Regions from separate parts of the Homo sapiens genome. Here region 2 is linked to region 1. A link is a loop called in an ENCODE intact Hi-C map of the cell type or tissue named here. Cell type or tissue: mammary epithelial cell. All regions are shown on one strand. Each heading gives the region's core, and the rest is flanking DNA. Links, peaks and the distances in the headings are about the cores only.

Region 1 (15,624 bases), core at 1-8,000:
CCAGCTAATTTTTGTGTTTTTTGTAGAGATAGGGTTTTGCCATGTTGCTCAGGCTAGTCTCAAACTGTTGGGCTCAAGCGATCTGTCTGCCTCGGCCTCCCAAGGTGCTGGGATTAGGGACGAGGGCTACCATGCCCAGCTTTCCCCATTCTTTAAAGTCTTTTAGTAATAACATAACTGTCAGTCTATTACAGTACTGTATGCCTGTGGTGCTGATAGGATAAAATCCAGCCTTCAAAAAACTTACGTTGTGTGATTGTGGAGGTCTCCTGAACCATTTAAAAAATGTGTTTGTTAAAATTCTTTCTTTTGGTCTAATTTACTTAAGGTGCAAGATCTTTGTATTCATGTTCTTTTTCATAACTTTGATAGAGTATCCCATTATCCCCAAATTCAAAGTAAATATGAAAGAAAAGTTCTGTATTATAGTTGAATGATTTATGAAATTACTTGGTAAAATCTTACTGGAATGACTAGTAGAAAGAGAGATAACTGAGTGGTTTATTGAAATGATATTTTAAATTTAATAATATACCTGCTTTCAGTATTTTCATCAGGTTGGAGGATGATACTAACCATTTTTAGCATATTTGGTTTAAAGACATAAATCTTATGGGACCCAGATTTACAATGATTATGTTTTATTCTCATGAGGCATTTGAAATTTGTTGTTTAGAATCATTTCACTGTTTTTGACATATATCTAATTTTAAAAATTATTTTCAGACCATTAAAAATCTCAAGTGACGACTTTGGGAAACTCTGGTTATCCTTCGCAAATGATGTGAAACAAAATGTAAAAATGTCAGAATCTCAAGCTGCACTTCCTTCTGCACTAAAGACTCTGCAACAGAAACTAAGACTCCATATTATTGAGATTATAGGTTTGTAGAGTTATAAAAAGGCTATTCTGTGTTTATAGGAGCTTTCTTATAATTGGAACACAAATCAACTCTTACAAGTATCAGATTTCTCAGAGCTTTATTTCCTATTATGACTGTCTTTCAGATGAATGTGTTTTTCAGACTGTATTAAATAATTTTTTATTGGAAAATATACATACATAAAATATACCATTTTAACAATTTTTAAACATATAGTTAAGTGGCATTAAGTGTATTTACACTGTTGTGCAACTGTCACCATCATCTATCTTCAGAACTTTTTTATCCTCCTCAACTGGAACACTATACCCATTAAACACTAACTCCGCCTTTCCCCTTCCTCTCCACCTCTTGGCAACTACCATTTTACCTCTTGTCTCTATGAACTTGACTGTGTTAGGTACCTTATATAAGTGGAATCATACAATACTTGTCCCTTTGTATCTGGCTTATTTCACTGAGCATAATATCTTCAAGGTTGATCCATGTTGTAGAATGTGTCCGAATTTTAATGTGATACATTTTGTTTATCCATTCATCTGTAAATGGATACTTGGGTTACTTCCACTTTTTGGCTATGGTGAGTAATGCTGCTATGAACAAGGTTATACAAATACCTGTTTGTGTCCCTGCTTTCAGTTCTTTATTTGGTTATATACCCAGAAGTGGAATTGGTGGATTATATGATAATTTTAGATTTAATTTTTTTTTTTGAGACAGAGGCTCACTTTGTTACCCATGCTGGAGTACAGTGGTGCGATCTGAGCTCACTGCAACCTCCACCTTCCGTGTTCAAGCTATTCTCGTGCCTCAGCCTCCCGAGTAGCTAGGATTACAGGTGTGTGGCACCATGCTCAGCTAATTTTTTGTATTTTTTAGTAGAGATGGGGTTTCACCATATTGCCTAGGCAGGTCTAGAACTCCTGAGCTTAAGTGATCTGCCCGCCTCAGCCTCCCAAAGTGCTGGGATTACAGGTGTGAACTACTGCACCTGGCCTAGATTTAATTCTTTGAGAAACCACCATATCATTTTCACAGCAACTGCACCATTTTATATTCCCACCAGCAATGTACCAGGGTTCCAGTTTCTCCACGTCTTCATCATCATTTGTTATTATCTGTTTTTTTCTTTAATATTAGCCATCCTAATGTGTATGAAGTATAGTATCTCACTGTGGTTTCAATTTGCAGTCTCCTTAGTGGTTAGTGATATTGAGTATCTTTTCATGTGCTTATTAGCCATTTGTGTATCTTCTTGGAGAAATGTCTGTTTAACTCCTTTTGCATTAAATCATTTTTCACTTTTGTTTTGTTTTAGGCAATGAAGGGCTATTGGCCTGTCAGCTGCTCCCATCCATCCCCTGCTTACTGCATTGCCGAGTTCATGCAGATGTATTAGCCCTGTGGTTCAGATCCTCCTGTTCTACTCTTCCTGACTATTTACTGTATCAGTGTCAAAAGGTGATGGAGGGATCCTAGCAGAAGCCCTGCTAAATTTTACTCCATCAAGATCAATGGTTTACATAGATAAACTTATTTACCAAAGTAAAAAGAACTCATGGTACTTCTAATGAAAATGGGGATTATTACAAGTGTGGTTTATATGTTTTCTTTGTGATTCCTGGTCAAGAAAGATCCCCAAAACTGTATCCCTAACCTTTAACTCAGGATTGTACAGTATGTTTAGGTCCCTCAAAAAGTGACCTAAGCTAATGTTATAAACTGCTAATGATTTATATATCACTTAGTGTGTAGAGGGACTGAAAATATTTATTTTGTTATAAATAATTTTATAGCACGTTTACTCTAGTGCTAGCTAATTTGTAATAAAGCCAAGTCTCAGTTTTCTGCATTAAATGGAAGGGAGACATGAAATTGATAATCTCAAACTTAATTCATATTTGGCTTTGGAATGTAGTGTATGGTTTTTGGTAGGGAAGTCAATATTTTCGATTATGTTTTGCTTAGATCAGTGTTGAACTAAGTTGGCATAGCACACACTAACAGTTGTAGGAGATCCATGAGCATGCTGGATATTGAGGGGATCCAATCTGTGATCTATTTTTTATTATAGATAACTGTTACACATAATTTCAGATCGTTTGGCTGTAAAATTTGTCTGTTTTCCACTTGGAGTTATTTTAAAATTCAAAGTAAATCACTCTATTCTTATTTTGAAAACTCAGAGCCATTTTATATAGAAACAAAACCCATAAGAGCACACAGTAACAAAGCAAACAGATACAAAAATGACTTTTTAGTTATGACAAATATTTTAGTTGGTTACTACTTAGGTCCTTTTGGCAAATGAAAATTTGTGATTAGAGTATAAATGGCAAAACTATCTTTTCCTGGCCTTTGAATCCACTAGTACTTAATGGATATAGCTGAAGCAGAGACTAAGTATAACATACAGGTTCTTCAGTAAAATATATCATTTTCATGTTATAGTTATGCCTGTGTGGCCTCTGTCAGAACTATTATCAGTAAAAGAGGTTAAGCCTATATATGAATGATGGACCAAAACCTTGAGGTTGTACATTAACTGAAATAGTATTTTATAAAATCTTATGGTGCTGTGGAAAATATTTATTATTTCACCTTTTCTGACACTTCACCATGGAGACTATTCAGGTAATACAATTTTAAGTCATTGCAGTTAATACTCTGGTTAATTGGTACTGTTAATCACCCAGGTCAGGAATTCTGATTTTAGGTTATCTCATTAATCATGGCTGATAAAGAAGCTAAGGGGATTCTCCAGATCTAATAGATTTCATTAGTCATTTGTGTCGAGTATTCCTCCCTAAAAACAAAAGCAGTATTTTCTTTCTCAATTAATTTTTAAGTTATTCATTAAAAAATATATAACATCTTAATTTTATTCTTTTAAAAACATACAGTGAAGCCTTGCTACAAGAGTCATAAGTGACTGGAATTTCTTGCATAATAGGTTCCTCCTTTTGAATAGATCAGATTCATCCCCAGGCTCTCAGCAGTGTCATGATGAAATGAGTGTGCTGACTTCAGGGGTGTGGTGGACACTGGTAGCTAGCCTTATCAGCTCCCTCCTTATTCCTACCTCTGTCAGCAGCATGCCTCGCCCCTTACCTAATTCTGCTGTGACTCTGACAGAGAGGAAGTGCCTTCTCACTTTGCAAAGGAATGCAGCATGTCACAAAGGAGGTGCTCCAATTTTTTGTGTCCTTACTTCCCTATGTTTGCCTAGTTACTGAGGCTAGGTCGAGTGTGAAGCAATAGGTGTAAGATGCTGAGAGCACATGGACAGCTACCAGGGAGATCTGTTGCTTGGTTACAGGGTGTATTCATGAGTGGTAGCTGCAGTTGTCGTGAGAGACATGCTTGGCATACAGAGCTGTCTAATGGGTGGGAGACATGTAATGGTAGATTTAGGGCTGGGAGCATGATTTTGGGTCTGCCCAAAGGAACATGGTGTCACTTTTGTTCTTTCTGACCCACTAAATAAAAAGTAGTGTAACAGGGTTTCACTGGAATGTTTATTAGAAAGTTTACACTTTTTATATTTTTATGATTTTAAAAACAAACAATAATAGAAAAACAGATTTTAAGGAACTTCAGAGCAGTATATATTCTGTCTAAACTCACTGAATATTTTAAGTTGTAAATCAGGTGTCCACCAACCTTTATTTTTGCATTGCAGGAGATGTGACTGTAAAGTAGGGAGTTTTTTTTTTTGAGACAGAGTTTCACCCTTGTTGCCCAGGCTAGAGTGTAATGGTGCAATCTCCGCTCACTGCAACCTCTGCCTCCCAGGTTCAAGCGATTCTCCTGCCTCAGCCTCCCTAGTAGCTGGGATTACAGGCATGCACCACCACACCCGGCTAATTTTTTTATATTTTTAGTAGAGACAAGGTTTCTCCATGTTGGTCAGGCTGGTCTCGAACTCCCGACCTCAGGTGATCTGCCCGCCTCAGCCTCCCAAAGTGCTGGGATTACAGGCGTGAGCCACTGCGCCCGGCCAAATTATTTTTGTGGGTAGATTCATTCTCTTTACCTAATAGTCATAATTTAGTCAGTGAAGGGACAACATCTGGGGTAAGAGCTATGGAGGAGGTGCTCAGCTTTGTGAGTTTTGTGCCAGGCATCTTTGCTGAAAATGGAGATGGCAGCAAGTGTGAATCTGGGGGAATATAAGGGAAGACAGAAAAGCCTTAAGAGTAGACGGAGGAAGAAGGGTACCAGAATAGTCCCTGTGGAGGCAGGCAGATCAGAGCTCAGGGTTTGAAAGTGGGCCTGAGTAAGGGTCCTGCTAGAGAAACTGCAGATGGAAGCTGAGCAGTTACCAACTGCTAATGTGCCAAGTATACCAAGCACAGCATGTGTCCTGTAGAGGAGCATTATTTTAAACAATGTTCTACTATCATCTACCAAAATAATTGTGGTAAAAGTGTAGTATTTTATTTTTTCCTTTTATGTCAGCAATATTTTAAAATATTGATCTGTTTATCTTATATTTTTATGGATAAATGTAGTATTTGCCTCATGATTGTGAGCCACTGAGAGTGCACTGAACCTATTCACATGTCTTTAAGATGTTTTGCTGTGTTAAAATTTTAGGAGAGAAAAATACAAGTGAATAATTATTTAATAGGCATTTATTACTTTATTTTGGAGTTGAATTCTGTCATTTGAAAAAGTTCAGTAATGTAATAAATACAAAGTGATCTGCACTGTTTTTTGGTCTATGTTCTTTATTAACTAAGTAGCTGAATAATAAGTAATATTATTTAAACAATAATTTGGTAGACATCAGCTAAAAAGAGCAGGAGCAATTAGAATGGGATGAAAAGAATGATTTTTTCATTACAGCCCCCAAAGAATCTTGTCTCGTTGGCTAAAAGTAAAGATATTGCTATTTCTCTTTCTGTATGATGGTCAGAGAGAACTTTGTGGGCTTCAGACAAGTTATAGCATGGATTGTTTCTCAGGATGCCTGTCCATATCTCCTGCTTTCACCTTAGGCTGACCAGAGCATTTAAAGCAGAACATTGTTTCCATCATGCCTTCCTTTGTAGATGTCTGAAGATGCCAGAAACACAGTAAATCAATTAGAAACTTAGTGACCAAAGAATCTGAGTGTGCTGGCCATCTCTGCCTCATGTATCCTGAAACACAAAGCTAGATCAGAAATGGAGTTTAAATTCCACTGATTTGTGTCTCTTGTTGGCTACAGTGTATAAGAAGAAAAAAAACCCCTGAGACTTGAAGCTCCATCTTTGGGGCACTGAAGTCAAAAAGGAAGTTTAAATGCACCACACTCACTGTAGTAATTGAAAAGAAGGGAGCTGTTGAAGGGAGGGGTGGCCTGCAGCCCTATGGGCCAGGGTTAATGATTGCATGATAGTTACTGGTTTAGTGTATGCATAATGGGAGACTGAGCTTTTTGTGCTTAGGAACTCTCTGTGTGTGTATAGATTTTATTTTTTTTGATAGGCTCTTTTTTAAGACTTTTTGAGCAGTTTCAGGTTCAAGCAGAATCGAGAAGAACAGGTTTCCCATATACTCCCTCCTCCCACATGCATGCATAGACTCTCCCATTATGAGTATCCCCTACCAAAGTGTTATATTTGTTATAATTCATGAGCCTACCTTGACATATTGTTATCACCAAATGTTTTACATTAGTGTTCACTCATGATGTACATTCTGTGGATTTACACAGATGTATAATGACATGAATCCACTAGTGTAGTATCATACAGAGTGTGTTCACATGAATTTAGAGGATTTCTAAATCCTCTGTGCTCTGCCTGCTTATCCCTTCTGCCCTCCTGCCCCCAACCCCTGGTAACCACTTATGTTTTTTACTATCTCCATAGTTTTGCCATTTCCAGAATATCATATCTTTGGAATCATATAGTAGTAGCCTTTTTAGATTGTTCTTAATATGCATTTAAGTTTCCTCCATATCTTTTCATGGCTAACTTTTTAGCATTGAAAAATTCGTTGTGTATACCACAGCTTTTTTAATCCATTCACTTACTGAAAGACGTAGTTGCTTCTAAGTTTTGGCAATTATGAATAAAGCTGCTATAAACACTGTATACAGATTTTTGTGTAGACATGTCTTCAACTCCTTTGGACAAATACCAGGGAGCATGTTTGCTGGATCCTGTGTTAAGAGTATGTTTAGTTATGTGAGAAACTGCCAAATTGTCTTCCAAAGTGGCTGTACTATTTTGCATTCCTGCCAACAAAGAATGAGAATTCCTGTTGCTCCACATCCTTGCCAGCATTTGGTGGTGTCAGGGTTCTGGATTTTGGCCATTCTAATAGGTGTGTAGTGATATCTCATTTTAATTTGCGTTTCCCTGATGACATATGGTATTGAGCATCTTTTCATATGCTTTGTTGCCATCTGTCTGTTTGTGTGTGCGTGTGTGTGTGTGAGATGCCTGTTAAGGGCTTTAGCCCATTTTTAAATCAAGTTTTCTGATTGTTTGAGTTCTTTCTATATTTTTGGTAATATGCTCTTGTCAGATGTGTCTTTTGCAAATATTTTCTTCTGGTCTGTGGTTTATCTTTTCACTCTCTTGATAGTGTCTTTTGCAGAGCAGAGATTTTTAATTTTAGTGAAGTTCAGCTTATTAAATGTTTCTTTCATGGATTATGCCTTGATGTTATATCTAAAAGTCATTGCTAAACCCAAGGTTATCTAGATTTTTCTCCTATGATATCTTCTCGGAGTTTTACAGTTTTGCATTTTACTTTCAGGTATGTGATCCATTTTAAGTCAATTTTTGTGCAGGGTGTAAGGTCTGTGTCTAGATTCTTTTTTTTTTTTTTTTTTTTTTTTTTTTTTGCATGTGGATGTCCAGTTGTTCCAGCACCATTTCTTGAAAAGAACATCTTTTCTCCATTATATTGCCTTTGCTTCTTTGTTGGTGTGTTACTCTGTTTTTACGTTACTCTAAAGAAATAACTGAGTATTTTATAAAGAAAAGAAGTTTACTTGGCTTATGGTTCTGCAGACTGTACAGGAAGCATAGTGCTGGCATCTGCTTCTGGTGAGGCCTCAGGAAGCTTACAATCATGGTGGAATGCAAAGGGAGAGCAGCTCGTGTCTCATGGTGAGGAAGGGAGCAAGAGAGAGAGGAGGGAGGTCCCAGACTCTCTTAAACAAACAGACCTCATGTGAACTAACTGAGCAAGAACTGACTTATCACCAAGGGGATGGTGCTAAGCCATTCATGAGGGATCTGCCCCATGATCCAATCACTTCCCACCAGGCCCCACCTCCAACACTGGGAATCACATTTCAGCATGAGATTTGGAGGGGACAAGCATCCAAACCATATCAGTCAAATCAGTTGACTATGTTTATGTGGATCCATTTCTGGGCTCTCTGTTCTCTTCCACTCATCTATTTTCGTCTTTTCTTTTGCCAGTGCTACACTGCCATGATTATTCTAGCTTTATAGTAAGTCTGTAAGTCAGGTAGTGTCAGTCTTCTAACTTTGTTCTCCTTCAATATTATGTTGGCTATTCTGGGTCTTTTGCCTCTTCATATAAAATTTAGAATTAGTTTATAGATATCTACAAAATAACTTGCTGGGTTTTTTATTGGGATTGCATTGAATCTAAAGATCAAGTTGGGTAGAAGAGACATCTTTAATCAAAGATACTTTTATTTCTTCCTGCCGAATCAGTGTACCTTTTATTTCCTTTTTTGTCTTACTAAATTCACTAAGATTTCTAGTATAATGTTGAAAAGCAGGGGTGAGAGGAGATATTCTTCTCTTCTTCCTGATCTTAGTGGGAAAGCTTCTAGTTTCTCACCATTAAGTATGATGCTAGCTGTAGGATTTTTGTAGAGATTGTTTATCAAGGTGAGGAAGTTCTCTCTTCCTGATTTACTGAGATTTTAATCACGAATGGGTGTTGGATTTTGTCAGCTGCTTTTTCTTTTTCTTTTTTTTTTTTTTTTTTGAGACATAGTCTCACTCTGTTGTCCAGGCTGGAGTGCGATGGCGCGATCTCGGCTCACTGCAACATCTGCCTCCTGGGTTCAAGTGATTCTCTGCCTCAGCCTCCTGAGTAGCTGGGATTTCAGGTGCATGCCACCACGCCCAGCTAATTTTTGTATTTTTAATAGAGATGGGGTTTCACCATATTGGTCAGGCTGGTCTCGAACTCCTGACCTTGTGATCCGCCTGCCTTGGCCTCCCAAAGTGCTGAGATTACAGGTGTGAGCCATCGCGCCTGGCCTGTCAGCTGCTTTTTTCTGTATTGGTATGATCATATGATTATTCTTCTTTAGCCTGTTGACATGATGGATTACATTCATTAATTTTGATTTTTTTTTTTTTTGAGACAGAGTCTCGTTCTGTCACCTAGGCTGGAGTGCAGTGGTGCAATCTCAGCTCACTGCAACCTCCATCTTACAGGTTCAAGCAATTCTCCTGTCTCAGCCTTGTGAGTAGCTGGAACTACAGGTGCACACCACCATGCCCGGCTAATTTGTTTTTTGTATTTTTAGTAGAGATGGGGTTTCACCATGTTGGCCAGGCTGGTCTTGAACTCCTGACCCCAAGTAATCTGCCACCTAGGCCTTTGAAAGTGCTGGGATTACAGACATGAGCCACTGTGCCTGGCCTAATTCTGAATGTTGAACCAGCTTTGTATAACTGAGATAAGTCCTACTTGGTTATGGTGTATAATTCTTATTTTACATTGTTGGATTTGATTTGCTAATGCTTTGTTGAGGTTTTATACATCTATATTTATGAGAGACTGGTCTATATATTTTTTTCCTTGTAATGTCTTTGTCTAGTTTTGGCATTAAGGTAATTCTGACCTCATAGAACGAGTTAGAAAGTATTTCCTCTGTAGTTATCTCCTGGAAGAGAGCTGGTATAATTTCTTCTTTTGGTAGAAACATTTGTGAACCCACTTGGGCCTCGTGCTTTCTATTTTGGAAGTTTATTAATTATTGATTCAACTTTTTTGTAAAGATAAGCCTATTCAGGTAGTTTTTGTGTGTGTGTGAGTTTTGGCAGATTGTGTCTTTCAAGGAATGGTCCATTTCATCTAGGTTATCAAATTTGCAGGCTTAGAGTTATTCATAGTGTTCCTTGATTATCTTCTTAATGTCCATGGGATCTGTTGTGATGTCCCCTCTTTTATTTATGATATTAGTAGTTTGTGTCCTCTCTTTTTCTTATGTGTAAGTTTTTATGTCCCTTTTGCCTGACACAATAGACACTCAATAACAGTCACTCATCTATTGAATGAATAATTAAGGAGACCTGCCCACTCAAAATAAGTAACCTGGGACCAGATAATATCCAGGGATTTATATTACTAATTCTGTGGCCCTCCCAGAAGTAAAGAAATATGATCTGATCCAGTTTAAATATTTAAGTCAGCAGAAAGGGGTTCCAGTGAAAATAGCCTATGCCATTTTGTACCAGGTGGGAAAGAGGAAACATGATATCTTCATGAGACCCTTACCGGCCTGAATACTCTTTTATAAGAACATGTCATGCCTTTAAGAGATCTCTCTGCAATGCAATGTTATTACAGATAGAAATTATGATTTGGAGGAGGGATACTTTTCTGTATTATATAGTTCATAAAGTTTTATTGATCTAAAAACTTGTTCTAGGACAGAAAGTAGTAGACATCTAATTGGGGCAGTTAAAAATAGGGAACTAATGAATATGATAAGGCAGACTTACTAGCTAAATCAGCATCACTTATTCATAAAAGTAGGCGCTATGATAAAGGGAGGGACAACTACACATTAATAAGATCACTAACATCAGGAAAGTTGGGAAAGAACAGGCCTTCTGGGATAAAGCAGCAGAAAGGAGTTACTTAAAAGGAAATGTGTTTCATATGCATCACACAGGAAAATTTTTATGATAGGTACATGGATCCAAGGTAGGAAAGCACCCAAAAGGTGAATCCCAGAGAATCCTGAGAACTTATAAATATTGCGGATATGAGAAGATGGACCTGGTTGTGCAGAAAGTACAGATGATGTGGAGCATATGAGCTTCCTGGAGCATCTTTAATGCTGAAAAAATAGTGGGTCCTTGTAAGCAGTTGCAGCCAGATTGTAGGCTTTTTTCCAAGGGAGGGAATCAATTTCCGTTAGTTATTTTAAACTCTCTTCCTAAGTGGATGAGTACTTTTCCTTCCCCAAAACATTACATTGCCAATGCCACTAAATGGCTGACTTCAGGAAATTTTTCCTTGATAGGATCTGGCACATTATGTGCCAAATGGAGAGACTAGAGCCCAGAGGTTAATTGTATTTCAGTGAAAGTGCTTAGAAATATTTTAATTGCACATCTCCTCCATTCCTTATATGACAAGTAGAAAGGAGCAGAGGCAAGGCATGTACATTCTCAGGGGGAGGCATTTGATCTCTACCAAATAATTTAATGAAGGCAAGGACAAAACCAGTGACTGGAACAAGCTGGTCCTGTTAGTGATAGTTATCAAGGTATTAGAATTTATTTTCTTATTTTAGTTGATTGATTAATGGTTTATAGGGGTAAATAGTTATTGTGAATTATGGGAAAGATGAAATTATTTTGTACCCTATTATTGGACCAGTCTTCATTTACAGACATAGAATATGTATATCTTGGAACTTAGAAATTCCTAGGTTTTTATAGATAAAACATCATTTATAATTGGTTTCTCAGATGTTGCCTTTTTATTGATTCAGATTTTGTTGAAGATGATTAGAACATTGAATAGCATTCATATGTCCTATGACAGCTGCCACCATGAATAAAAGTGGCATAATTGGAAAGACCTGAATTGCAATAATTTTGTAAACTTTTTTATTACAGAAATTTCAAATACATACCAAATAAACAGTGACATAATGAACCCATGTACCATTATCCAGCTTCAACAACTATCAGCTTTCTGCTATTCTTATCATACCTCCTCACTTCCTGCCCCCACTAGATTATTTTTTGTAGTTCTTTTATTTGCATGCATTGAAATGCACAAATCTTAATTGCTTAACCTCATCAAATGGATATGCCCTTGTAACCCACAACCCTATCAAGCTGTGAAGCATTTCCATTACCCCAAGAACCTCCTCTTTTCCCTTCCAGTCAGTTCCTGTGTTCCATCATCACTCTGCTGCAAGGCAGCTACTGTTCTGTTTTTTTTTTCTACTATAGATGAGTTTTACTTGTTCTAGAACTTCATATAAATGGAAGCATTAAAAATGTACTTTTTTTTTTTTTTTTTTGGAGACAGAGTTTTGCTCTTGTCGCCCAGGCTGGAGTGCAATGGTACAATCTTGGCTCAGTGCAACCTCTGCCTCCTGGGTTCAAGCGATTCTCCTGCCTCAGCCTCCCAAGTAGCTGGGATTACAGGCGTCTGCCACCATACCTGGCTAATTTTTGTATTATTAGTAGAGATGAGGTTTCATTATGTTGGCCAGGCTGGTCTCGAACTCCTGACCTTAGGTGATCCACCCGCCTCAGCTTCCCAAATTGCTGGGATTGCAGGTGTGAGCCACCATGCCCAGCCAAGGATGTACCTTTTAAATCAAGCTCTTTTGATTAGTTAAATATTTGTTGTTGCATTTATCAACTATATGGAAAGACAGGACCTAACAGGAATGGTGTACTGAGCAGATGTGGGAACAAAATTAGATAGATACGATATTGATGGCACATGAGGAGTGTTGGTGAGATATTCCTTAGCCTGAGATGTGTCATATTGATGAGTTCACACATTTTCTCCACCCACTAATACATCTCCAGCATCTAGAACAACTTTACATGATATGAGCGCAAAACAGAAGGGGTTGAGTGACAGAAGGTAACATGATTTGGGAGAGAGATGCAAGATTGGGTATTTGTGGTCAGAGAATAGTGATCCACTTGAATTAAAGGATTCATTAAAATGTTTGTAGCAGGCTCAATCATCTCAACCTTTGATAATTTTATCACATACATATGGGATTATATTTAGCCTGACCAATTTCAAAGACTTTATTTATGTTTTTGAGACAGAGTCTTGCTTTGTTGCTCAGGGTAGATTGTAACGGATCCATCACAGCTCACTGCAGCCTTGACCTCCCAGGGTCAAGTGATCCTTCCACCTCAGCCTCCCAAGTAGCTGAGACTACAGGCATACACCATTATGCCTGGCTAATTTTTGTATTTTTTGTAGAGATGGGGTTTTGCTATGTTGCCCAGGCTGGTCTTGAACTCTGGGGCTCAAGCATTCTGACAACCTCGGCCTCCCAAAGTGCTGGGATTACAAGCCACTATGTTTGGCCAGACTTCTAAATGGTAAAGGCTTTCAAACTATATTGACTGTAACCCACAGTAAGAAGTACATTGTACATGATGACCTAGTTTACACATTATGTATATAATTGAAATTTCAAATTGCACAAAAAGTCACTTAGCTAATACTCAGTCCCATGCACTTTGATACCTTCTATTCTGATCTATTCCATTCTTTCAAAAAGCTAGTTGCAACCCATTAGATTGATTTCATGACCTATTTCATGCCCACCAAGCCCAGCTTGGATCAGCTAAACTGTAGTTGACCTGCAGACTCATGATCATGAGAACAATACTTGTTGCTATTAGCCACTGAGTTTTTCAGGTGGTTTATAGACAGCATTGTTGTAGCATTAGCTGAGATGCACATCAGAAAGTCAACATTTACTTGTTGCAGTAAGATGGACAATGGACTAGAAATAATAGCCCAGTGACTTATAATTTTGATCAAATTAGTTCTAACCTTGGACAGGTCATCTTTTCTCTCTGGGCTATAGTTTTCTGCTCTGTAAAGTGAAGAGAGAGACAGGACTGGAGTAGATCTCTCAAATCCTCACTTCTGAAGTTCAGAGTCTCAGGGCTGCTCTGAGCATATGTGATTTTCACAAATTATATGACTTCCTCTTCTAAAATTTCTTAGCTCAAGGAGATCACCCTTGTCACTACTGTAGAGTGGGGAGCAGATTCTTATATATTTCTGTAGAACAATATGGAAGAACATCAGTCCATAAAAGAACAGTAACTTAGAAAGTTTCAGCATAACCCACAAGGTCTTAGTATTCAACAGAAGCATTCTTCATGGCCAGTGCTTTCTGTGCAGGGCAACTGGCTTTCTGTCTAATCAGATAGGAAAAAATTGACTGTGTTGGCAGCTCTGATCTGCAGAAGAGCCTCCCCACTCTTTGATTCAGCACTACAGTTGTGGCAGCATCACTGTTTCCACATGCTCTTCTGTTTCCCAGCTCCTTTGGAGTTGGATTTTCATGTGATTGAGTTCCAGTCAGTTATATTCCAATAGAATGTTGGTGGAAATGATATACAGAACTTCTAGGCAAGGGCCCTAAAACATTTTACATGCCCTCACTCTTTGCTCATCAGGTTGCTGGATGGAGAGAATCCAGTTATAAAGTTTCCAAAAAGGAGACAATGGGGCTACTGGTTGGAAGAAACCTGAGTCTCTGAAAGGAGCAGTTCCTTTCCCTCTTGACCTCCCTGTACTGTAACCTGAATTAAAAACAAGTCTTTGTTGTGTTAAGCCACTGAGATTTGGGGGTTTGCTACATCAGTTAGAACTACCCTGACTAATGCATCTGCTTAGACCCATAATTTTCAATATGTTAGCCACTAGCCACATGTGGGAACTGAGCACTTGAAATGTGGCTAGTCAGAATTGAGATGTGCTCTAACTATAGAACAAACTGGATTTCAAAGACTTAGTGCACAAAAAGTAAAGTATTAATTTTATATTAATGATATTACAATTATATTTTGGATATATTAGATAAAATGTAGTACTAAAATTAGTTTCACCCATTTCTCTTTATTTTTGATGTGACCACTAGAAAATTTAAAGTTGCATGTGTGACTTGCATTATATTTGTATTGAAAAGTGCTGTCTCAGATCTGACTTTCAATCAGGATCTCAGTTTACAGTCTTCAAAGATTAAATCTAGAAAAAACATTAGTGATTGGTCTGTCTTTCTTACTACTAAACTAACCTTAAATCTGTATACTATCCTTGAATTTTAATGGCAGGTCAGAGAGAATTATTTCTGAAAAGGAAGATACTCCCTTCACTTCTGGAGGAGTTTGATATCTATCTGTTTTCTTTCTTGCCTCCCTCCTACATCTAACTTATTTTTGTTTAATTGGTGATTAATCTAATCTAGACGTGTTTTTCATCGCAGATATTACATTTTTCATCTCTAGAGGTTCCATTTGGGTCTTTTATATCTTCAGTTTTTCTCTTCATCATGTTCACATTTTCTTCTACTTTCTTAAACATACGGAATGTGCTTTTTTTTTTTTTTTTCTGAGACTGAGTCCCACTCTGTCGCCCAGGCTGGAGCGCAGTGGCATGATCTCAGCTCACTGCAAGCTCAACCTCCTGGGTTCACGCCATTTTCCTGCCTCAGCCTCCCGAGTATCTGGGACTACAGGCACCCGCCACCACACCCGGCTAATTTTTTTGTATTTTTAGTAGAGACGGGGTTTTACCGTGTTAGCCAAGAGGGTCTTGACCTCCTGACCTCGTGATCTGCCCGTCTCGGCCTCCCAAAGTGCTGGGATTACAGGCGTGAGCCACGCGCCTAGCCTACGGAATGTATTTTTAATAGGTGTTTTAATGTCCTCGTTTGAGAATTCCATTCTCTCTGTCATTTTTATGTCTGTTTCTGTTGATTGCAGTTTCTCCCAGGTATTGATCA
Region 2 (16,539 bases), core at 3,456-11,455, 120 kb after region 1:
CGTAGGAGCATAGCTAAACACTGCTTTGAATTTAACTTTCTGTTTATTGAGGTGACTTTCGGAGGTGCTTTGATCGAGATTATGGGAAGTGGTTAAAGACCCCTAACCTCTCTGCCATCACTGTTCCTTCTCTCAGTCCCTGCCACCACCATACCCCTGAGGGAGGCAGGGCAACTACACAGCCTCCCACACAGAGTCCCTGCCTTCCTGCTTCTTCTGACCCATTCTCCACACAGCCCCCAGGACTGGCTTTCTGCAAGTTGAATCCAATCCTGCTGTTTCTCAGCTTCAGTGGTCCTTGTGGCCCTTCAGCTAAAAACCCAAATCCATTACACGACCTGCAGGGCCCACCAGTCTGGGCCCACCTCTCCAGCATCAGTCCAGCCTCCCTCAGATCAGCCACGCCAACCTGTTTTCAGTGCCATGGGTGCCCCTGTGGTGTTTGCACAAACTGTTACCTCTGCCTGTAACACTCTACATGCCCTGCTACCTGGTGAAACCCTTTGGATCTCTGCTTACCCGCCCAGCTAGACATCACTCCCTCTGGGATATATTCCTGATGCCCTAGGCTACCGCATAGGGTGCTGGCATGGAAAATTTTTGCTGAAGTTAATAATAATAATAGTCCCTAAGTCGAGGGCTTCCCTCGCTGACTGTATTGCCAGCCCTGCTTTCCAGACAAGCCATTTTGCCCAAAGTTCTATCCCAAGTCTCTGACACAAGCCTGGCAGATCATAGGTGCCCAGTAATTATGTGCTGAATAAATGAGTGAATGAATGAATGAACAGGGTGCCAAAGGGATGTTTCCATGTGAAAACAGATCTCACGATGTTTCATCTGGAAAAGAGACAACATGCAGGGGCAGGGAGGCTGTGCATGATCACTACCTGAGGTTGCTATGAGAGATGCTGGAGGATTAGAAATGAGGTGCACAAAGCCTGGGACCCAGTAAGCTTTCATGGAAGAACACTTCCCCACCCCCGTACCCATCTCCTCATTCCTTCTCCCACTACCCTCCCTGAGTGCATTGAATGAGGGGCAGGAAACACAGAGGTCAGAGAAGCAGGTTTCTGGCCCTGAAAGAAGTTTTGAACAGACCGTTCTGGAAATGAAACTGGATCCTTGTGATGGTGACATCCCTGCCCTGCATCATATGATGTTGAAACAGGGGTGCCATGTGCCAGAAGAGGTGGGCAAGGGAAAAGACCAGATGGCCCTTAGGTTTCCTTCTCTCTCCAAGAAGATGATTCAATTATGTCATCTTTTCATAAAAATCTTCTTTTGTTGCCTTGATTTAAAATAGGTGTAGGGATGCTGCAAATTTAAATGTGAGAGAAATCTCAGGAAAATTATGTTACTAGGAAACCAAAAAGGTTTGGCATTCTTTCAAGAGGAATTTCTATTCTGTCACCATGTATTGTTCCTGAGGTCCTGCCAAACCGAATTCTTTATATGCGGCAAAGTCTTCTTTGGGCTGGATTCCCTCCAAAAATGGCCAAGGCTCACATCTCTGAGCGCCAAAAGCTACTTGTTGGTTATGGCCTTTCTTGCCCTTTTAGGAATTAAAGCCTAAGGCAGGGTTTTAAAGTAAGCTTCTTATTCCAAGCAAGAGTGTGGATTTATTCTGGACATTTGGGCTCTGTCAATAAAACATATAAAATTTCTCCACATTGGCACTATGGCATTTTGGGGCAGGTGGTTCTTTGTTGTTGGGAGCTGCCCTTTGCATTGTATGATGCTGTGGCAGCATGTTTGGCCTCTACCAACTAGATACCAGTAGTACCTCCCCACTTGTGACAACCCAAAATGTCTCCATATATTGCCAAATGTCTCCTGGGGAAGCAAAATCAACCCTGATTGGGAGCCACTGATCTAAATAAAAAGAATGGAAGTAAGTTGTGTAGATGTTCAGTTAGTCTAGGTAACTAACCAAATCGCACCTGGAACCCAGCTTTTCTGACCTCATAACTTGGGCCTAGGAGGTAGGACCTTGATGTGATTAAGATCAAGGACCCAAAGTCAAATGACCTGCATGCATATCCTGGGCTTACTATCTCAAATTCTCAATCTTTGTGAGCTTTAGCTTCTTCATCTGTGAGATGGGCCGATAATTGTACTTATCCTACTGGGTGGTCAAGAGAATTAAATGAGATACTGTTTGCAAAGACTTATCATACCACCTTAGTAAGGCTACAAGTCTTGTGACCTATTATTGTTTGTGACAAAAACTCTGTAGGCCAAAAAAGATAATCTATTCTTTGACAAATAACTTAAATACCTGCATGCATTCCATATTGGACAGCATAGGCTAACTGCTATAACAAACAACCCTGATGTTTAAGCGGCTGAACACAATAAAAGTTTATTTTTCACCCACCCACTAGTCCATCACAGGTGTTTCTCATAGGGCTGCTCTCTGGGAGGCTCAGTCCCAAAAAGTGAGTCAGGAGTCCAGGCTCTTTCCATCTTGTGGCCCTGTCTCCTTTAGGATCTTTCCTAAAGCATGAATGTTCTGTGCAAATTGAAAGAATTCTGAAGTCAAATAAATTTGAGAAATAATACGCTAATGAACTCTTTCTTGGAAATTCAAAGTGCCATTAGCATATGAAGGACTCTGATAAGTTCTGCAGTAAAGAAACCTGTTGGGCTTTGTTTAACCCAGTGTTTATTAAAAAGTTAAACTTCTGGGCCAAATGCAGTGGCTCACACCTGTAATCTCAGCACTTTGGGAGGTCGAGGCGGGTGGATAATTTGAGGTCAGGAGTTCAAGACTAATTTGCCCAACATTGTGAGACCCTGTCTCTACTAAGAATACAAAAATTAGCTGGACATGGTGGCGTGCACCTGTAATCCCAGCTACTCGGGAGGTTGAGATAGGACAATCGCTTGAACCTGGGAGGTGGAGGTTGCGGTAAACCGAGATCGCGCCACCGCTCCCTCCAGCCTGGGCAACAGAGTGAGACACCATCTCAAAAAAAAAAAAGTTAAACTTCTGTGGGTATTGACTTCCCCTGCTATTTAAAAATGCTGTCCTATCGGCTATTAACATCTCCATGGGACAAGCACCCTGTGGGAAATCTGCATGTTGGTTTTGAGCAGAGGAATGACATGGTCAGACCTGTGTTTCAGGAAGGGAATTTCAGAGACAAATATAAAGTAGCTTGTAAAGACAAGTAATTGGACCCAGAAGGTGGCCTCTGTCACAATCTAAGCAAGTGATGGCCTGGCTGGTTCAGTACCCTTTGCACCCTGCTTTTTAAATCTTATTCTGCACACTTTTTCATATCTATTCATATGATTAGACATCATCATTTTAATGGCTTCATGGCATTCCATTTTATGGGTATATTATAAAGAGACTAATACAGAATTATGTTCCTTACAATACATGATTTTTAAAGTTTTAAAAGCTAACTGGGGTTACATGCCCTCAGGACAAGACACATAAACACATTTTGTAGACAGAAAAAAAAAAAAGAAAAGAAAGCAGCTCCATGTTCTGGTGTCATCTTGGAAAATAACTCCATTGTTCAGTTGTTTCTACTATGGTTCCTTTAGGAGCTGTTTGTTCTCCTTTTTATATCTAAACATACTTTCTGCAGAATCATTCTCTGAAAAAACACCCTGTGTAATTTACTTTCAAATAAAAATACGCTTCCTCCTGATATGAGACATTCAGAAGAACCCAATGGCATTACTATGTGATGCTAAAAGGGCATAATCGGAATCTAATGATGATGAAACATCAGAGAAAGCCAAATCTGGGATATTCTACAAAATAACTAGTTATTCTTGCAACTTTTCTATAAGTCTGAAATTATGCCTAAGATAAAATAAATTTTAACGAGAATACAAACATAAACTCTTTCATTTTTATTCCTCTCAGAAGACCTAGACATGCAGCTTGAAGTGTTTGGATGTGGTTGACTGGTGACTCATTAACCTTGAGAAAAATCACAGAAATTTAGCTTTCCTTGTCAGTATTGCCAATAATTCACCATCTTTGGTGTCAGCCCTGATGACACACAATCTTTCAGCTCACCATTCTCTCATGCTTGCCCTCCTCTCACTGAACCTGTCCATCCAGCCATTGGCTCCCAATCATAAAAACACTGCATCATGCCCATATCTACCTGACTATGGTTTTGCATGTACCTGTCTAGGATTCTCTCTGTGTTGATCATAACAGTCAGGATTTTGGAGAATACTCAACATCTCTGGGTCAGATCAATAATTGTAGACATTTTCTTAAGACGCTATTTTTTCCTCATACCCCATCTTACAGTGATGAGATAAAATATATTTAGACTTGAATATTCCCTTCTCTCCTTTTGATTAGGAGAATGTTGTCTTTATACCTCAACTCTTGCTCCCTATATCTCATCCCTTCCCCGACTCCCCAACCCCAGTTAGGAGTGCTTTCATTTGTCTGAAGGGTTCCAGGACTTTTGCGACACAGAAAGGTTGGAACAGAGAGGTTAGAGTGGAAGGGGAACAGCTTAGCCCAAAAATTGAAGTTGATTTTTATAATAAAGTGCAGGAAGAGAGGAGAAAACGAAAGAAGTGAAGGAGGCGATTAGGCATATAGCAAATAAAAGATTATGGAGTAGTGTGTTTGGAGGAGGAGGGGGAAAAACAGGGATTGAAGAAGAATTGCTGGGAGCTATGCATTGGAGAGATGGAAGTAAAAGACAGGAATTTTTCTTCTTTTTGGTTGATTTTCACTGTTTGGATTGTGTTTTTTATTGTTACTCCATATAAAGCCTGGACACATGGATCTGGGATTTATAATGGTTATGTTATTCCCAATCTTTCAGTAGCTTCCTATTGCCTATAAAATAACTTGCAAGCTCTTTAATCTTGTCATTCAAACCCTGTACTCCATGTCCAATCTGGCTCTTTGCAACCTTCCATTTCTTGTAGGAACCCTTTCCTCCAACGAAATTGGCTGACTTCCCATGCTCCCAATATGCCATGTGGTGTGCTCACTCTGTGCCTCTGCTCACCTTCCCCCCATTTGCAGTCTGGCTTAGAAGTCTTTCTTCTCCTTAAAAACTCCCTTCCTAGAACTAGAAATACCATTTGACCCAGCCATCCCATTACTGGGTATATACCCAAATGACTATAAATCATGCTGCTATAAAGACACATGCACACGTATGTTTATTGTGGCATTATTCACAATAGCAAAGACTTGGAACCAACCCAAATGTCCAACAATGATAGACTGGATTAAGAAAATGTGGCACATATACACCATGGAATACTATGCAGCCATAAAAAATGATGAGTTCACGTCCTTTGTAGGGACATGGATGAAATTGGAAATCATCATTCTCAGTAAACTATCGCAAGAACAAAAAACCAAACACCGCATATTCTCACTCATAGGTGGGAATTGAACAATGAGATCACATGGACACAGGAAGGGGAATATCACACTCTGGGGACTGTGGTGGGGTGGGGGGAGGGGGGAGGGATAGCATTGGGAGATATACCTAATGCTAGATGACGAGTTAGTGGGTGCAGCGCACCAGCACGGCACATGTATACATATGTAACTAACCTGCACAATGTGCACATGTACCCTAAAACTTAAAGTACAATTAAAAAAACAAAAAACAAAACAAAAAAAAAACTCCCTTCCCTGGAAGCCTAGGCCTTTCCAGTGTCTCATTCCTTTGTACTTCTATAGCACTTCTTGTACATCTCGCCCTGTAGTTCTCATTCCACCATCTCTTCTCATTAGTCACCTTTTCTTTGTGTGTGACTGGCCTCCCACTGGCTTGATAAGCTCCCTGAGGGCAGAAATGCCTCCCCTGTAGTGTCTAGCTCAGTGGCTGTGGCTGGTAGGCTGCAAACCCTTCTGTGATCTTAGTGGCTATGCCGTCTGACTAAACCACTTCCCACACCCTGAGTCTGGTAGCCAGAGGCTTTCTTAGCTCTATTCTCCCTGTTGAGTGAGCCAAGCACTACCTACACGGCAGCCCCTTCCAGACCTTTGATTTAGTTTAGGAAATTCTAGCAGATATTTGTAAGCAAATTCTGCTCCTCTCCCACATAGTTGTGCCATTGGCCGAGAATTTCACTCATTTTATTTGCAGATTCCACCTTTAAGAAGGTTAATATCATCTCTTCCCATGTATTAGATATGCTGGACCCAGACCACAGGGCTTCAAACACATGATCTGTACTCTAAGGCATTGTGTGCTTGAGATCTGCTTCTATTCATGACATCTTCGGTCCTTATTTATAAATATTCTTCTTTATTAAGGCATTTGAGGTCTATTAAGTACTCCCTATATTTAAAGATAATATTTTATAGCAACTTTTAAAAAAATCAATGTGTCAATATGTTGCTGTGTTATAAATTCCTCCTTTACCTCCTGGAGTCACAGCTATTCCTCGATGTCTTATTCTCCATCTTTGGGCTACTTAGCTTTAAGATTTTTCTGGACTACTTATTTTCCTGCACCAGAAGCTTCAAATGGTTTCCAAGTCAACAAAGGAAAAGTCTTAACTTTGCTTATCTCTCTCCATATCATCCCTCCCTGTTACTCCTGCCTGCCCTTCTCTTTATAATAGGAAAGAAGACAAAGTTTGTTTGTTTTTTTTTCCAGAATATATCTGTGCTGAGAGCAGAACAGACTCATCCAGCTAGGATCTTTCCAATCCTGGGATATTTTCTCAGTGAATTTAGTTCCCTCCCTCCCTTCCTAACTTTTCGAGAAGCAGCCCTTCAGTTAACATGGATCCATCACCTCTATCGGCTTTGTGACCAAAACCCTCTGAGCTGCCCTCTCCTCATTGGTAAGACAGGGACACGACCTTCTTCCCTGGGTAGCTCTAAAGATTAAATGAGATATGACATAATCTAATAATCTAAACTATATAATCAAATGCCTAGTATGGTGCTTGACATAAGGAAGGAGTTGAAGAGATGTGAGGTCTTTTCTCTGTAGGGAAGAAGAAATTTCTTTCCTCATCCATCAATAGGTTCATGCCTGAGACCTTTATAACAAAAGGCAGATTAACAAAAGAAAAGCATACACATTTATTTAATATGAGTTTCATGTGACACTGGAGCCTTCAGAAATAAAGACTCAAAGAAACAGAGGAAACTATATTTTTATGGACAGTCATGCAGAAGTATGATTGGAGGACAGAAGGGTGTGATTTACTGGTAATAAACTGGGGGGAACTTACCATGGCCTGTTTGTTCAGATGCTTCTCTGTGTCTCTGTGTGACATTTCTTTCCTCCAGGTATAAGGAGGATGTCTCTGGAATGAGGCTTTTATGACCTACTTTTAGAAGATTAGAGAATTCTTTCATGGCCTGCATCAGGAGAGGAGGGTGGGAGAAGGCCAGGGAGACCTTCCTGCCACTGCTGTTTTCTCAAATGCCAAGGTGCCATATCTTGGGGTAGTATGTCCTGACCCCCATCATCCCCCTCGTTCTACCTAAACAATACCTTAGAACAGTGGCCCTCAAACTAGGGTTACAAGAAACAAATGGGGTCCTTGAACAAAATCAGATTCCAGGGTCCCATACCTAGAGAGTCTGACTTAGTGGATCTGAATGAGGCCAAGGAATCTGGCTTGTTCGTCAGGCCATGATTCTAATACAGGTGGTTAGTAGATCACGCTGTGAGAGACCCTGCTTTAGAATCATAAAAGTATACAAAGATAGAGCTGGAAGAGACTCTAAAATATTTCATCCTACACCTACTCCCCATTCTGCTGGAGACAGACTGAGGTTAGGTGACTCACCCAAGGTCACAGAGGGAGGCAGTGCAGGGCTAAAACAGGAACTCATGTTCCCTGACTCACAGGGTGACTTGGACTACACCAGGCGATCACCTCTTCTTTATCAGGAAACAATGCCTCTCCTGGCTCAAGCTGAGGTTGCCCTGAGCAACTCCTTGGCAGTGGCTTAAGCTCTCAGCCTTCTTAGTCAAAAGTCCTTCTAGAAACTGTTTTCTGTAAGGATTACTCCTGTATAGCAGCCTACACATCCTTTCCATAGCCTTGTTGAGTGTGTCTTCAGATTAGGAAAAAATTTCTTCAATTATTTCTTTGATTATAGTGGATACTTTTCTGCTCTTTAATATTTTCTTCCAGCATCCTTATTAATTGAAGATTGAAATAATTTTTACTGGCAAAACATTTCTTTGTTCAATTTTGATTGTTTTATTATAAAACACAAATATGGAAAATGTAAAACAAAAGAAATGATAGCTTAGAGGATTGTTATAAGGCAAACATCATTCTAACCTCCTCCCAAGTGAAAAAACAGAATTCTGCCAGCTACCCTAGAAGCCCTTTCATGGGCCCTGTTCCAATGATGACCTCCTCCATCCCTCCAAAAGTAACCATGATCTTGACTTTTATGGTAACCACTTCCTTGCATATCTTTACAGTTTTATCACTCCAATTGTGCATCCCTAGACACTCAAGTTTAATTTTGCTCCTTAAAGAAATCTGATATGTCTTTTAAATCTCTTTCAAACTGCAGATTCCCCTCCATCTCTTTCTTCTTCTGACAGTTTATCTTTTGAAAAACCTGTTCCATTTGACATATGGAGATTTTGATAGTCATGGTTTTGCAAATTGCATTCTTGCGGTGAAATTCAATGTTTCTCCATCCTGTATATTTCCTACAAATTGGCAGCTGTATCCAGAGGTTTGATTGAACCTATATTTGATCCCTTTAACTGGATTGTTAGTGGTGTGTGTTTTTTCATTAGGAGGCTCATAATGTCTGTTTTTCACTTTTTTATCTTATATTAGCAGCCATTGGTGTTTGATGTCTAGATCCAGTAATTCACTGGAGGGTTGTAAGATGGTGATATACTTTTATGTCTTTTTCACTTATTTACTGGAATAATTTTATACAAAAAGACCCCCTCCTCCATCTACTATTAAGATACCTAGCAGTATAGTTTATATAAGAAAGGCAAAACAAATTCTTTAGTCTTTTATGTACCCAGTTTTCAAAATGACCAGCAGGCTCTCTGTCATCCTCTGAAGATGAGTATTATTTTTTCTTAATGTAATTAATTATGAACCATATTTGATTGGTTTCAGTCCATTGTAATGTTTATCCTTATTGAAACTCAAAATGCCCATATTTGGCCAAAGATGATTCCTCAGTCCTTTGACATGAACCTCATAGACTTTGATAGCTTCCTTGCTGTCTGGCATGACAAGGTGTCTGGCATGACAAGGCCTTGTAAGGCTTATTGCGTGTATTTTCTGCCCCAGAACAAAAACAGACCATTTCTCCAAGAAATTGGAGGTGATACTTCAAGTCCTCAATTCTGGGGGCTATATTGGCCATTGGGTCATTATTTATGTCTTTACAGTAGGCAGAGGTAGAAAAATGCACACACACACACACACCCACACACACACACACTTATTTAAAGATAAAACAGCTTGTGATTTCATTTGATGTTCCAAATTCAAAACAAATTAAAGAAAAATTTAAACACATTTTTGTTTTAGGATAATTTTAGATTTATAAAAAAGTTGCAAATGTACTCTGTATGCTTATGGAATAAAATGTTGAAATGTTTGATAATAATCAGGTTTTCTTTTCCTTATAAGTCATTTGCTCTTTTGCCTAGATGCCAAAGCATTGTTTTCCTTTTTTAAAAATTAGAGTCCAGTCATTTTACTATGGTATTCTGTTCCTTTGCTTTAGTTTTTATCTTTAGGCACTTCTATTATCAATTTGTTGGATCTTCTTTGATATCTTCAATATTTGTTTTTTTCCTGTCAAATTCTTTTTGTCTGTTTTTTTAAATTTAATAATTATTTTTTTCTTTTCTCCATCTATTTTTCTTGAGGAATTATTTATTGTGTCTGTTTGCTCTGGTGGTACTTGAATATATAAAAATATATTTATATAGATATGAAACCTTTCACTTTTATTTATTTATTTTAAATTTTATTTCATTTTATTTTAAGTTCTGGGATACATGTGCAGGACGTGCAGGTTGTTACATAGGTAAATGTGTGCCATGGTGGTTTGCTTCACTTATCAATCTGTCACCTAGGTATTAAGCCTAGCATGCATTAGCTATTTATCCTGATGTTCTTCCTCCTCCTGCCCCCCTGACAGGCCCCAGTGTGTGTTGTTCCCCTCCCCGTGTCCATGTGTTCTCATTGTTCAGCTCCCACTTATAAGTGAGAACATGTGGTATGTGGTTTTCTGTTCCTGTGTTAGTTTGCTGAAGATAATGGCTTCCAGCCCCATCCACGTCCCTCCGAAGCACATGAACTCATTTCTTTTTATGACTGCATAGTATTCCATGGTGCATATGTACCACATTTTCTTCATCCAGTCTATCATTGATGGGCATTTTACATATAAAATATATTTTATATTACATAACTTATGCAATATAATTATATAAATAAATACAATTACATATTTTACATATAAAATATATTATATATACAAATATTTAACCATAAATATATACTGTATAAATATGAAATGTTTTTCTTATTTTAAAAATTCTTTTACATCTGTCACTTCTTTCTTTTTTTAGAGCCAGGGTCTCACTCTCTCCCCAAGCTGGAGTTCAGTGGCACAATCATAGCTCACTACAGCTCAAACTCCTGGGCTCAAGCAATCATCCTGCCTTGGCCTCCTAAAGTGCTGGGATTACAGGTGTGAGCCTGCACTTGGCCTTAAAATTCTTATTCATGTTATTCTTTCATATCTTGTATCATTTTCTTAATGTTCCTAGTCTTGTTTTGAAATTGTATATAACAGCTCAGATATTTAAAGTACATTTTTCTGGTATGCTTTTATTTTCTAGAAAGAAGCCATTTTGCTCATCTTTTTAATATAGTAACCGTGGATGGGATTTGACATTGATACTTATCTTTTGCCCATTTTTATATGAATTTAGTTTGTCTGAACTTTGAGAAGGAGACTTGGTTCAGATAGCTTGTCTAATTCGCTTTTCTAACTTCTTTGTTTTCAGGTGGTTTTAAAACATATGGCAGCCTGCTTTCTGAGATTTACTAGCTGTGTTCCCTTCCTTGCATCTATCTGAGCTGCTCTTCAACTCTTTTGACCCTGTCCTGCTTTATTTTTACTCTACTACAAGCAGTTTCTTTTCAGTGTGGAACTGAGTTATTTTGTCCTGGAAGGAAACCCTGGCTGTCAATTTAGAGCATTCCCAGGGCCTCTGGCTGCTCCAGCCTCTTTAGTCCTTACCCCAATATATGACTGGGCACAGCCTCTCCCAGTTTTTGCCTCAGTTGACCCACCAGGCTTCCCAGTGAATATCTGTTGGCTCTCTGGGGGTTCTCTCAGGTCCATCAGAAGCCCTGATGCTGCCCTCTGCTTCTTCTCTGCACATATCCATAACTCACAGATCTGTGGTTGTTGGTGGCTTGTTTCATCTGCTTATGTTTTGGGCTTCCTTGGGACCCCTTGCCACTTAGTTTTGTTGGAAATGTTGTTTATGGGTTTCAGTTTTGTTATCTATTTGCTCTATTTTATGCAAGGGTTCAGGAAGATCCCCAGCCTGCCAGCCTGCCACTGCTGTTGCCAACTTTCCAGAATCTGTTAACTGGTTTTGAAGTTTGTTTTCTTGGTTCTGAAATTTCTCATATTTAAATATGTGGTGGAACCAGAATTAGCACTAATATCACTTATTAATAGACTCAGTTTCAGTTTTCTCACTTGTAAAATACATGTGTTTATAATCCTTCCCAATTTACTTCATCCATTAATTCACTTGTTCAGTCAGTGACCTTTAGTGAGCATCTAGATGCTGGTGAATGAGATAGAATGTGCCTCAAAGGAGTTCACTCAGTGGGGATTAATAATAATATTTAATATTTATAGAGTGTTTACCAGATTCTGGGTTTTATGTGAAGCATCTTGCATATATTATTTATTTATTTATTTATTTTGGAAACAGGGTCTTACTCTGTTGCCCAGGCTGGAGTGCAGTGGCATGATCTCGGCTCACTGCAACCTCCACCTCCTGGGTTCAAGCAATTCTGCCTCAGCCTCCCGAGTAGCTGGGATTACAGGTGTGCACCACCATGCCTGGTTAACTTTTGTATTTTTTGGTAGAGACGAGGTTTCACTGTGTTGGCCAGGCTGGTCTTGAACTCCTGGCCTCAAGTGATCCTCCTGCCTCAGCCTCCCAAAGTGCTGGGATTACAGGCATGAGCCATTGCACCTGGTCTGCATATATTATTTAATTTAATCCTCACAACAACTCTCTAAGATAGGTACTATTATTATGTCCATTTATCAGATGGGGAAACAGAGGAGTAATTTGACTGCTCTGTCAAATATACTCAACACATGTTCATTAAGGCATATGCATATAGTTCTGAGCAAAAATATACAAAGGTTTTTCCCATATATTTCTTATCATTTAGTTGGGGAAATAGACATAAATCCTCAAATCACTCAAATAATATGTAATCACAATAATGATAATTGCCTCATCTATTCACTTTCGTTTTCTTGGTAGCACAATCCTACTTTTTAGTTGTCATTTGAGTGAAAGACACATTCTCAGCATCTCTTGCAGCTAGTTACGGGCATGTGACTACGTTCTGGTCCATGAGCCAGAGGAATGGAACAATCGGAGTGTCTCTTTAAAGGAGAGGAGTTTTGTCTGATCTTCCTTCCTGGGGCTTAGAATGCTAATAATATGTTGGTTGGGATTTCCACAGGCATTGAGCCATAAGTGATTCTGGAAGCCTCCTGTTAGGATGGTGGAGTGGGGAGTAAGAAGGAGCCTGGCCTGGGTTTCCTACTTCTGGACTTCTGGTTATGTGAGAGGAACATATACTTCTTTCTGTTTAAACCACTGTAGGTGGGTTTCTATTAAATGCAGCCAAACCTAATCTTGACTGAGTACCCTTCACTGATACCATTGAAGAGGTGCCAGGGGAGCAGCAGTTAGGGAGAATTACCTGACCAGGTCAGAGAAAGTTTTTCTGAAGAAGTGATGGCCAAGCTGCATCTTAAGGAAGATCAGGAGGTAACTGTTTGAGTGGGAGCCTGGGATGGTGTAAAAAACCTTTTGACAAAGGAATGATTTGTACAGGGTTTTGTGGTGGGAGGGAGGGAGTGTGGCAAATTGAAAGAACTCCAAAAAGGTCAAAGAGTAGCTGGATCTCGACTGAGAGAGAGGGTGGTACTCACGGTGGCTGGAGAAATGAGTTTTATCTTTTTCCTAAGAGCAATGGAAAGCCATGAAGTATGTTGAGGAGGGATGAGAACCCATCATCCCTTGTTAAAAAAAGACTTCATTTTTGACAATGTCATTGTGGCTGCTGTGTGGAGAAAAATTGGTGGGGCAAGAATGTGTGTGGGGAGGCCAGTAGTCCAGGTGAGAGATGATAAACTAGGTTGGCAGGATGGAGCTGGAGAGAAGCGAGCAGGTTGCGGAAATATTTAGAAGACACAGTAACGTCTTCTAAAATAATGAACTGGAAATGGGGATAGGAGGGAGAGGAAGTTGCCTGCACTGCTTGTGGGTTTCTGTCTGGTGTAACAGGATGAAGGTTGTGCTAAAATCAGGGGAGAGGCTGGTTTGGATGATGAGATCATGAAATCAGATTTGGTCTTAATGGGCATGAGGTATTAGTATTCATTTGCTCAGCCTGCTGTGACAAAGTACTACAAACAGAGTGACTTCAAACAACAGAAGTTTATTCTTTCACAGTTCTGGAGGCTAGAAGTTTGAAATCAAATGTCTGCAGGGCCGTGCTCCCTCTGAAGACTCTAGAGGAGGACTCTTCTTTGCCTCTTCCTGGCTTTTGGCGGCTGGTGGGAATCCTTGGCGTTCCTTGGCTTGCAGCTGTGTCACTCCACTCTCAGCCTCTTTCACCACACGGTGTTCTCCCTGTGTGTTGGTGTCTTCTTTTCTTTTTATAAGGACATTGGCCCTGTTAGATTTAGGTCCCACCCTAATAAGTATGATTTCATATTCACTCGTTAGAACTACAAAGACCCTATTTCCAATTAAGGTCACATTCACAGGGACCTGAGGTTAGTACTTCAACATATCTTTTTGGGAGGCATAATTCAAGCCACAACAGTGCCTTTGCACTATCTAAGTGGAGTGGCAAGTGATCAGTAGTCTGTATGGAACAGTAGAGACAGGGCTGTGGAGAGAAGGGAAGACAGCAAGAAACAAATGGTGACAATGCAGTGTGGAAGATGCTGAGATAGGTATATAAAGAAAATGTAAGTGGAGGACTAGGATGCGGGGCTGTGGGGGAGAGGATAGAGGGGAGCCACACATAAGATGTTCACATCAAATCCCCTGCTGAGTAGGATCCTCCCAGGAAGACAAGGAGCAATGCAGGCCTGAGCATGAAGACTTGAGCATCATGGGTAGGCAGGGGACAGTACAGTCTCCAGTGTGGCCAGACTGTAGGGTGTGGAGTGGCAGTGGAGGGGCCCTGGGTCTTGAGGGATTTGGGGTTTGTGCTAAAGGCTCCACATGTAACCCTAAAGGCAAAGGTGAGCTGCTGAGTGGTTCCAGTGGGATCCATGAGAACAGATCTGGATTTTAAACAAAGGAGAACAGATCTGGATTTTAAACAAAGGCTAGCCAGCTCGTGTTGCAAATGGCTGATGAGGTTTTGGCAGAGGTTTGGTGTGTATGGAAGGGCACCTTATCCCACACGTTCCTGACTCTGATTCCTGACACTCATGCCCACCTCAGGCTTGCTGACCATTTGGCCTGGAGGCCATACAAGAGTTTTGGCTTTGTTTATCCATCTCACCCCTCCCCTTAGGAGGAAGAGGGTTTTCCACAGTCATGGGGTGGTGGTGGAAGTGGAAGAGGGGCCAGACATGAACAAGGTGATTCGCATGAAAGCACTCTTTAAACCAGAAGCCTTTCATTCAAATCTGGTTGTAGAGTCAGCTAGACCTGGGTGCACTTTTGTTTTTTAAAGCAGCTTTATTGATATCATTTCCATACCATAAAGTTCACCTGTTTAAAGTGTGTAATTCAGTGGTTTTTTTGTATGCCCACATTGCACAAGCATAACCGTAAACTAATTTTAGAACATTTTCATCATCTTCAATGAAACCCCATACCTGGAGGCACATTCTGCCTCCACCCTTCCACAACTTTGTAACTATGGGCAGCTTAGCCTTTCTGAGCCTCAGTTTCCTCGTCTTGTAGGAACAACATGTTACTGGGAACAGTATCATACAATTTTATGGGCTTATTTAAAGATTGAATGAGAGAGCAAATAATACTTTTAACACAGTGCCTGGCACGGGGTAGGCCCTCAATACACTTCATTTTCCTGAATTAATGTTGGCAGTTGCTTTTCTGTGGATTAGTCAGGAATCCCCCTGAGCAGTTATTCATGAGTCAATGTCACTGCATCCAAACCTCATCTGGAGAGCTCATAGTCCTTATGCATTTACACACACACACAGACACACACGCTAACACACCACACCTCCCACATGCATGCACAAAAATGTTAATACAAGACAGATAACTAAGCAAGCTTTGAGAGAAGTTCTGGAATTATCCTATGCTTGTAAAGCTAACTGCTCTTTAAATATATCTATCTGTATCTGTATCTATATATCTCATGTAATGAATGTCTATAATTTGCATTTTGAAGTGAAAGGGCTTAGTGTCTGATGGCGTCCAGCAGAGCTATCACAGGCAAAATTGTAAATTAGGCAAGGTTGTATTTTAGGTTAATATATATTTAGGTAATATTTAGTTAAATAGTTCAAGGTTATGTTATTATCCTTGAGTTAATAATTTCTTGGGCCAGTCCCATGCACCAGGTTTAGGATGAAATATTTTACATGTATCTTTATCTTTGCCTTGACCCTGAAAGCTAGGTAGGTATTCCTATCACAATGCAGGAATTATTATCACTTCCATTTTGTAGGAGAGGGGAAAGGAGGCCTAGAGAAATTAAGTTACTTACCCCAGGGCACACCTGAGGAAGTGGAGAAGACTGGGTATGGGCTCAGAACCTCCCACACAATACTGGGCTAACCCAGCTTCAGTTTAGGCTATTTCCAGGTGTCGCTAGGAATCTACTTTTAGGAGGCAGGTTAGGTTACTCCCAGAGTTGCTTCCATTGTGGCAGGGGCTGCCACTTTAATATCCTAAGCAATACTCTCCAATCCTGGGATGCAGCAGAATAACCCCAGGGAGCTTTAATAAGATCGAGATTTCCTGGCTCCACTCCAGACTGCTTGCAGCAGAATTTTCTAGGGTGGATCTTAGAATCTGTACTTGTAAACAGCTCCCCAGAAACCATTTTACACGGAAAATATAGAGGCTATAAAATGCAGGCATACAAGAAAATATAAACATTTTACAATTTAAATTTTACTGCAAGCACAGTCATTACACAAATGACAGTTGGCGGAAACAGTTGTAACACATATGGCAGGTGGTGGGTGTGTTAGTTAGATTGGCTCTGTTGTACATATAAACCCATTACACCCTATGGTTTAGCACAATAGAATTGAATTTCTCACTCATATCA

Evidence for each region. Peaks named below come from ENCODE experiments on the same cell type or tissue, not always from the same donor. Only the 100,000 strongest peaks of a DNase experiment are listed, where the experiment ranks them.
Region 2: it touches region 1 in a loop (2.8-fold over the local background); 2 of 110 quality-filtered maps call a loop at or near these places.

What each region holds. Positions count from the first base shown.
Region 1 is chr15:51,000,300-51,015,923 of GRCh38, forward strand. It overlaps AP4E1 (adaptor related protein complex 4 subunit epsilon 1), which reads left to right. Exons shown (of 21, transcript NM_007347.5): 20 at 727-884; 21 at 2,203-5,596. The coding sequence ends at 2,363. Among named protein-coding and RNA genes, the nearest start is that of MIR4713HG, 29 kb to the right of the region's middle. RefSeq lists a silencer at 3,925-4,170. In mammary epithelial cell, for the core only: no CTCF peak of the experiment used is centred there; a DNase peak (open chromatin) is centred at 4,002; H3K27ac peaks cover 1,557 bases.
Region 2 is chr15:51,113,484-51,130,022 of GRCh38, forward strand. The region is part of intron 1 of MIR4713HG (MIR4713 host gene); the gene reads left to right. Among named protein-coding and RNA genes, the nearest start is that of TNFAIP8L3, 27 kb to the left of the region's middle. RefSeq lists an enhancer at 7,669-7,963. In mammary epithelial cell, for the core only: a CTCF peak has its summit at 7,860; DNase peaks (open chromatin) are centred at 4,018 and 7,828; H3K27ac peaks cover 1,570 bases.